Regions from separate parts of the Homo sapiens genome. Here regions 1 and 3 are each linked to region 2. The links are chromatin contacts, found by Hi-C or POLR2A ChIA-PET in ENCODE. All regions are on one chromosome and are shown on one strand. Each heading gives the region's core, a stretch centred on a gene start or an enhancer-like site at or near the end of the contact. The rest is flanking DNA. Distances are from core to core; before and after follow the strand shown. Region 1 has its middle 21 kb from the start of CABLES1. Region 2 holds the start of RBBP8 (RB binding protein 8, endonuclease). Region 3 has its middle 44 kb from the start of CABLES1.

Region 1 (2,700 bases), core at 10-2,509, 180 kb before region 2:
CAATTCTGACTCATACTACAACGTGGATGAACCCTGAGGACGTTACGCTCAGTGAAACAAGCCAGTCACCAAAGGACAAATAGTGTATGATTCACTCATGTGAGGTCCATGGAATCATCACGCTGTTAGAGACAGAATAGTGGTTGCCAGGGGCTTGGGGAAGGAGGGAATGAGGAGTTAGTGTTTAATGGGTACAGAGTTTCAGCTGGGGATATGAAAAAGTTCTAGAGATGGTTGGTGGTGATAGTTGCATACAATGTCAATGTACTTACTGCCACAGAACTATCCACTTAAAAATGGTTAAGATGGTCACTTTTATGTTATGTTTATATTGTCACTTAAAGAAAAAAAAAAAGCAACTGCTCGATGCAGAGACTAGAAGTCAAGCCCCGGCTCTGCTATTCACACCAGGGTGTGGTGGGTCTTGGCCAAGTTCATCTCTCTCGGACTCAGTGTCCCTGTGAAAGAGGGATCGTGACTATACTCTCCCCACAGTGGCAATGTGGGGAACTCTTGAGATCTGAGTATAAACCTGGGGGCACAGTGCCTGCCTGGCACATTGGGGGTACTCAGGAAGTGTGGTTATTATGGTGGTTACAGGTTTTACTATTTATTGCTTATAGAAGCAGCCCAAATGCTTCTATGGACTGTCTTTTCCCCTGCAGACACTCCCACAGAAGCATTTGGGGCACTGGCTTAACAGCAAGGTTACAGGTTAACTGACCATGAATGACTGAGATCTAGGACAGGGTGTGTGTAATCTCTCTGCGTCTTCCTGCTGGTTCAACATTCTCTCCTCCCACAAGAACCAGTTCCCAAGGGTACTCCACGCAACTTCACGTTGCCCTGCTTATCTGACCCCCAGAGGAACACTTCTTCCAGTGAAAACCTCCACAGTTCCCATTTAGACTCCTGCGGAGAGTTGCTCATTGCTGTTGACAGCAATAATAGTTCGTTTTCTTTTATTTTGATTAAATAATAGCTTGATTGGAAAGTGTTTCCCGGTGCAGCAATTAATAACTGGCTGGAGTTGCCAAGGCTGGAGGTAAGGCCAAAAGCACTTCACCCAGCTAGTCACTCATTACCCAGGAAATGTTAGACCTGGAGGCTATTCACTGCTGGTACAAACTCTGAAATTGGTAGGGAGAAAAAGGAAAAAAAGAAAAACAGCCTAAGCAATTTCCTTTTAGGTAATGAAAAGTTTAAAAATGGAGTAGCGTGTTGCCATAGCCACCATCTCTGGCTCTGGGCTGGCCTCCACGCTGGCATCCAGCGGACGGCATTTGACATGGTTTTCAGCAGAGGCAGCTGTGCCTCTTAAGTACCCATAATGAATATCTGCAGCTCCAGGCTCCCTCGGAAATCCTCAAGCCTTCACTTGTCACCTAATTTCCTCGGGAAGTGTTTCTAATTACACATTTCTTGCTGCCGGCTCCAGGTCAAGTCTTTTTGTACACAATATGCGAATTACATAAAACCACAAAACAGTGAGGGGACTCTGGAGTGATCAAAATTGCCATGTAGTTGTTTTAACTTAGTAGTTAAGCATCCGTGGGTGTAATAGGATGTCATTTGCATGAGCAAAAACAACATTAAAGGAACATCACGTGTTTCATTCTTGAGAACTCTTTGTAGGGGTCAGAACCCATTTCAGCAAGATATCTATATAACAATAGAATTTCCAACTCTAACACATGGACTGTTTATTTTAACTACAATAGCAGGGGCTTTGTAAAGAGAGACTTGTTTTGTACTGTTACCTGGGATCTGCCATTTAGGGACCTAAATGGCAGTTTTGTTTCCTGGAAGTGAAATAATCCTTATCTTTGGACTCTCTTAGTTTAGGAAATTCTCCAAGACGTAAAGCAACATTCACCAACTATTCTTAGAGAAAACTCTGAAATCTAGTTAAATTTATGTCCAGATGCTACTGTTTGGGTGTTAAGGTTTTTTTTAGAGTTGAGTAAATTGGAGGATTCTTTAGCTCTTAAAGAAGCGGCATAAATGGTTTTCTAAAAAAATGGGTTTTGACTGGACTGAGGCAACCCCCTCCCACACCGCAGTGTTTTGGAAGACTGAGCCTGTGCGGGATGGAGAGGTACGGGGGACTCTGGTTGTCTTCGTGGGGCCATGGAATTTTGCTCAAGTGAGCCCCCAGGCCATGCCCATGGACGTCCCAGAACCAGGGATGGCTGGTTCTGGCACCAGCTTGCAGCTGAGGCAAGACCTGTCCTGTCTTGAGGACATTATGCTAAGTGAAGTAAGCCAGTCATGGAAAGACAAATACACTGTGATTCCACTTGTATGAGGTACTTAGAGTCATCAGAATCATAGAGACAGAGTGGTGGTAGCCAGGGGCTGGGGGGAGGAGGGAAGGGGAGTTAGTGTTTAACGTACAATTTCAGTTTTACAAGATGAAAAGAGCTATGGAGATGGGTGGTAGTGATGGTTGCACAACAATGTGAATGTACTTAATGCCACTCAACTAACTGTACCTTAAAAATTGCTAAGATGGTGGCGGGCTCAGGGACTCACTCCTATAATCCCAGCACTTTGGGAGGCTGAGGTGTGCAGATCACCTGAGGTCAGGAATTTGAGACCAGCCTGGCGAACATGGTGAAACCCTGTCTCTACTAAAAATATAAAAATTAGCTAGGTGTGGTGGCTAATTAGCTAGTCCCAGCTACTCAGGAGGCTGAG
Region 2 (2,700 bases), core at 142-2,641:
TGGACACAGGAAGGGGAACGTCACACACCGGGGCCTGCCGTGGGGTGGGGGGAGGGATAGGATTAGGAGATATACCTAAAGTAAATGACGAGTTAATGGGTGCAGCACACCAACATGGCACATGTATGCATATGTAACAAACCTGCACGTCGTGCATATGTACCCTAGAACTTAAAGTATAAAAAATAATAATAAAATAAAGAAAAAATACCTCTCTGCAGCAAAAAGAAAAAAAAAGAAGACATAAACGATTTCTATTAAGTCAACAGTTTAAAATGAAGGTTTAATTACTTCAATGACCGAAAAAGTATTAACATATTCGTTTAAAGAGTGTAAAATAAGCATCCTTTACGTATCTATCTTCAAGTAAGTGATGTACAGTGCCTTAAAAACAAAACATAAAAACAAAACATTCAACTTGCAAATTCTGGCTCGCAAAACCCTTTCCACCTACCCGCATGCCCGGCACTTTTTGTTAGCATCTCTCTCTGCAATGAACCGTTATTCGAGGCACGACGACAATGTACATTTTTCAATCTCTCAGAACGTCACGTCTTACCTCCCAAGTTGCATTCTGGGCTCAAAGGCCTGTAATTTGTGTGTATTCCTTAGTATAAACCACTACACTGCAGGTGCTCACCAAAATACTCGCTGCCACACCACAGGTATTCTCACACGGGTAAGGCGAGAGGCACATTTCATCACACAGGGGACTTGAACAAACTGCACGGGACATTTCAGGGGTCCTCTTATGGGCGGAGCAGAGCAGCGGGGCAAAGGCTTTCCAGCCAGGTCCCTTCTCCATCCATTTCTCCCCAGGTGCCCGCGCCGGTTCCGCGTGCGGGTCTGGCCAAAAAACCTCCGAAGCGCGCGCGCGAGCCGCAGTCGGCGCATGCGCGGGGCGGGCTTGGCGGCGAAAGGCGCTTCCTCAGCCCGCGCGGGAGACCCAGAAGTAGTACTGAGGTAGCGCTCGTCCTCCCGCCGGTCCACCACCACCGAGTGTAGCCCGGGCCCGGCCTATTTCATCAGACACAACCCCAGAGCCGGGAGCCACCCCTACCCCGGGAGCCCTTCGCCAAGCACGCAGCTCCAGACCAGAAGCAGTCGCTCCGACCCAGAGCTCCGGGTGGGGTAAAGAGATTGCTTTTACTCACCGCCTCCGAGATTGCCTCGGGATTCGCGAAAGCCCCCGAAGGGAAGCGAGCACTTTCTGAGGCTGTGAAAGGACGGCTGCTCGCTTTTCTCTTTCGCCCTTTTCCCTCACCAGAGTGCCAAATCCTCGGTGGGAAAGCCGACCCCTCCGGACAGCCCGCGCTTTAAGGCCGGGGGCTGCCGGCCGGGCTCGGAGGCGGCCGGACCCGCCCCGCCCGGGAGCCCGCGCGACGTCACGCGGGAGTTCCACTTGCGTCACGCCCCTTCCTCCAGCTGCCCATCGCGGCGGCGCACTTCGTGCCCTAGCTGAGGAGCGGGCTCTTCGGTGCGGCCCATCCCGGAGGGCGATGGTTGGGGAGGGGAGCGCTACCTCGGAGCTGCCGGGAGCTACCCGAAGAGTCTGGCGACCGCCACAGCATTTCTGAATTGCGCTGGGGAAAGCTCAAGCCGTTCTGTTGGGGGAGCATCAAGCCCTTGCGGTTCTGTGAAAGTTATCTGTACACTGTGTCTAGCTTAAGCATTTTGCAGGGAAGCATGTGTAGAGTGACCTGTACCGAATGAAGAGTTAAAATTAACTGATGGGGGGTATGGACGCGGATCCGTCTAACATAGTTTTCGGCCTTGTCGCTGTTATCTGCAGTTTAGTGATGTGACCTGACAGGGTTGTGCGGTAACGCCATAGATCAAAACGATCTGTATTTTGCTGAGGTTAAACGGGAAGTTTCTGGCAAATTTGAAACGAGAAGGAATCTCCTTCAGCATTATTTATTGGGACAACATGCTGTTAGATAATTTTTTTTAAAAAGTCCATTTTTCTTGTGGCTGTTCGTTTGAGATTCAAACCGATAGTAGGTATTCCTATTTCTCCTGATTTGTAAAAGAATCGTTTTTAGACCACTAGAAATTCTACAAATGAACAAAATAGACTAGAATCAAATATCTTTTAAACCAGTCCAGTACTTTTGTGTAATTATTCTAAGACCTGGGAAGGGATAATATTAACAGGCTTTAAAAGTTTAGTACTTAGAAATCATAAATACAAAGTGGAAAGGTAATTTTTCCACCTGTCCCACATCTTAAGGGATGAATAAATATAACTTAAAAAGTTAGTATACAGAAGAGGGGTGCTAAACCTTCTATTAGCCTGTTACAGCAACTATCATTCACTTCCCCATTTTATAAGACTTAACTCCACATTTTTAAAAGAAAATGGATGAAATTTTGACTATGTAATTTTTAACGCAAGATAGGAAACATAATTGACAGAGTGAAGCTTTTATGTTTATGACAGAAATAACCTGTAATAAGTTTGTCATTTAACAGAGTATTGAAAGAGCAGTGTGCTGTGGTCTCTACTGTGGTCCAAAGAAAAACTGAGCAGAATGACCCAACCTGTTCCTATGGCCTCTGCCTGTGTCTCACTCTCTAATCCATTTATGCAAGTCAGAAACCAAAGAGTCATCCTTGACACTTTATTCATCCCTAACTTCCATATCCAAGCCATCACGCAGTCCAATTTTACTTACTAAACATGTAAATCCATCCCCT
Region 3 (2,700 bases), core at 58-2,557, 160 kb before region 2:
GCCTCAGCCTCCTGAGTAACTGGGATTACAGGCACCCGCCACTATGCCCAGCTAATTTTTGTATTTTTAGTAGAGATGAGGTTTCACCATGTTGGCCAGGCTGGTCTCAAACTCCTAACCTCAGGCGACCCACCCACCTCGGCCTCCCAAAGTGCTGGGATCACAAGTGTGAGCCACCGTGCCCAGCCAACATAACAGGGATTTCTAAGTGTGATGGTTAATTTTAGGTGTCAACTTGAATGAATTGAGAAATATCTAGAGAGGTGGTAAACCATCATTTTGGATGTGTTGGTGAGGTGTTTCCAGAGGAGACTGGATTGTGATTTGGTGAACTGAGCAGGGAAGATCTGCTCTCAGTGTGGGCAGGCAACGTTCAATCGACTGGTGGACCACAGAGAATAGAAAGACAGAGGGAAGGCAGAGTCTCATGCTCTCTCCTGGAGCTGGGACGGCCTTCTCCTCTTGCCCTTGGACAGCAGGACTCCAGGCTCCCTGGCCTTTGGACTCCGGGACTTACACCAGCATCCTCCTCCACCAGCCCCGAGTTCGCAGGGCTTTGGCCACGGACTGAGAGTTATACCATTGGCTTCCCCAGTTCTGAGGCTTCGAACTTGGGCAAAGCCACACTACCATCATCCCCGGGTCTCCAGCTTCCAGATGGCCTGTCATGGGACTTCTCAGCTTCCATAATCACATGAGCCAATTCCCCTCATAAATCCCCTCTCATGTCTCTATATATCCTATTGGATCCATCTATCTGGAGAACACTGACTCATCTAAAGCATCTTAAAAATAAGAATATATATATATATATATATATTTTAAAAAGGAATATATATGTGTACACACACACACACACACACACACACACACACACACATATATATATATTTTTTTTTTTTTTTGAGACAGGATCTTGCTCTGCCACCCAGGCTGGAGTGCAGTGGCGCCATTATGGCTCACTGCAGCCTTGACCTCCTGGGCTCAAGCAATACCCCTGCCTTGGCCTCCTGAGTAGCTGGGACTACAGGCACGTGCCACCAAAACTGGCTAAAAATATACACATATTCTTAAAAATGATTATTCAGCCATGACTTGCAATTTATAAAGAACAAGAACAAAGCTTATCTTTAAAATAATCATTTTATTAATCGTCCATTGCCACTCCTTTGGTCAGAGTTTCTCTAGGTGGTAGCTGCTTTTCTCACTCCTATTCTTTAATATAGCAAAAGAAGAAGCCTTCAAATGAAGTTAATATGAAACCAGAGACAGTGAAGAGAGAGAACCAGAGGTTGAGAAGAGGAAATACCAGCTTCTTTCGGGATGATGTTACTTCCTTTTTCAAGACAAAAAAAAAAAAAACAGTCTTTTCATGTTGGATTGTCAAGGCATAAATTGTAGTGTGGTTCCTAAATGTCTGACAATAGGGAAATCATTTAATAAATTATAGTACTGTCAAACAATGAAGTATCATGAGCCAATTAAAATGAATTTTTTAGGTTGGGTGCAGTGGCTCACGCCTGTAATCCCAGCACTTTGACAGGCTGAGGCAGGTGGATTGCTTGAGGTCAGGAGTTTGAGTCCAGCCTGGCCAACATGGTGAAACTCCGTCTCTACTAAAAATACAAAAGTTAGCTGGGTGTGGTGGTGCGTGCTTGTAATCCCAGCTACTCAAGAGGCTGAGGCAGGAGACTCTTTAACCTGGGAGGCGGAGGTTGCAGTGAGCTGAGATGGCACCAGGGCTCTCCAGCCTGGGCAACAGAGACTCTGTCTCAAAATAATAATAATAGTAATAATAATAATAAGTTTTTAATGGGCAACATTTTAGTGTGGAGAAATCCATAAGATAAAGTGATAAATGATAAAAATCAGAATATAAAACTATGTGTGATATGATTACAAGGTTGTTTTATACACACACACAAGATAGGCATTGCAGTATTAACAGAGGTTATCATCAGATGTTGAAGTTATGGCTTTAAAAACATGAATTATTATACTTTTTATTTTCCAAATATTTATATGGGCATTTATTATTTTTATAATAAAAGTTGGATATAAAATAATAAAGGGTTTTCATATTGTGGTTGAACTGTAAATGAGAGTTACTGAAGATTAGAGTTTCCAAAAATAAACATGTGGTTTTAATAGTCCTGTCTCATTGTGAATAGAAATACAATTTTTCGGCCGGGCGCGGTGGCTCACGCCTGGAATCCCAACACACTGGGAGGCTGAGGTGGGTGGATCACGAGGTCAGGAGTTCAAGACCAGTCCGGCCAACATGGTGAAAACCCGTCTCTACTAAAAATACAAAAATTAGCCGGTCGTTGTGGTGCGTGCCTATAATCCCAGCTACTTGGGAAGCTGAGACAGGAGAATTTCTTGAACCCGGGAGGGGGAGGTTGCAGTGAGCTGAGATCATGCCACTGCACTCCAGCTTGGGTGACAGAGCAAGACTCCGTCTTGGAAAAAAAAGAAGAAGAAGAAATACAGATTTTCTATGTTGTTTTCCCTTATCCTAGGTGCTTTTTAGCAGATTCCTATTGCACTAAGTGGTTCAGATCTTCTTAGCATGTACAGAATTTTTCAGGAGTTAGTGTTAAATGTTTTGGGCAAATGACTTTCAGACAACTGGGGCTCAGCCTAGCAAAGGAATCCTGCAGTACACTAAGAGTTTCCTTCTAATTTAAAGGAGATTCT

Evidence for each region. Hi-C counts contacts between places; a loop is a spot of excess contacts on that map. ChIA-PET counts read pairs that join two places held with the same protein, here RNA polymerase II (POLR2A). Pooled maps may share reads with other maps.
Region 1: a pooled map shows a loop between it and region 2 (2.7-fold over the local background). The contact joins the enhancer-like site here to the promoter of RBBP8 in region 2. A Hi-C loop is called at or near these places in 2 of 168 maps with a recorded cell type or tissue (aorta and chondrocyte) and 4 of 50 pooled maps. POLR2A ChIA-PET finds 5 or more read pairs at or near these places in 7 of 52 experiments (Caco-2, GM12878, HEK293T and 4 more).
Region 3: a loop to region 2 is called in a pooled map, with 2.7 times the contacts of the local background. The contact joins the enhancer-like site here to the promoter of RBBP8 in region 2. A Hi-C loop is called at or near these places in 2 of 168 maps with a recorded cell type or tissue (aorta and chondrocyte) and 5 of 50 pooled maps. POLR2A ChIA-PET finds 5 or more read pairs at or near these places in 6 of 52 experiments (H1, OCI-LY7, PC-9 and 3 more).

The regions. Positions count from the first base shown.
Region 1 is chr18:23,113,195-23,115,894 of GRCh38, reverse strand. No RefSeq gene overlaps it. Among named protein-coding and RNA genes, the nearest start is that of CABLES1, 21 kb to the left of the region's middle. Within about 2 kb of position 1,259, at least 13 of the 41 ENCODE cell types and tissues checked have a DNase peak (open chromatin) inside an H3K27ac peak, as active enhancers do; they include Panc1, where a contact is called at or near this core.
Region 2 is chr18:22,932,019-22,934,718 of GRCh38, reverse strand. RBBP8 (RB binding protein 8, endonuclease) reads right to left here and starts at 1,391. Exons shown (of 19, transcript NM_002894.3): 1 at 1,155-1,391. RBBP8-AS1 (RBBP8 antisense RNA 1) reads left to right here and starts at 955. Exons shown (of 5, transcript NR_198963.1): 1 at 955-1,131. It overlaps MIR4741 (microRNA 4741), which reads right to left and starts at 1,370; the gene lies at 1,281-1,370. RefSeq lists enhancers at 598-647, 1,008-1,137, 821-1,661 and a silencer at 1,268-1,347.
Region 3 is chr18:23,090,143-23,092,842 of GRCh38, reverse strand. No RefSeq gene overlaps it. Among named protein-coding and RNA genes, the nearest start is that of CABLES1, 44 kb to the left of the region's middle. Within about 2 kb of position 1,307, at least 3 of the 41 ENCODE cell types and tissues checked have a DNase peak (open chromatin) inside an H3K27ac peak, as active enhancers do; they include OCI-LY7, where a contact is called at or near this core.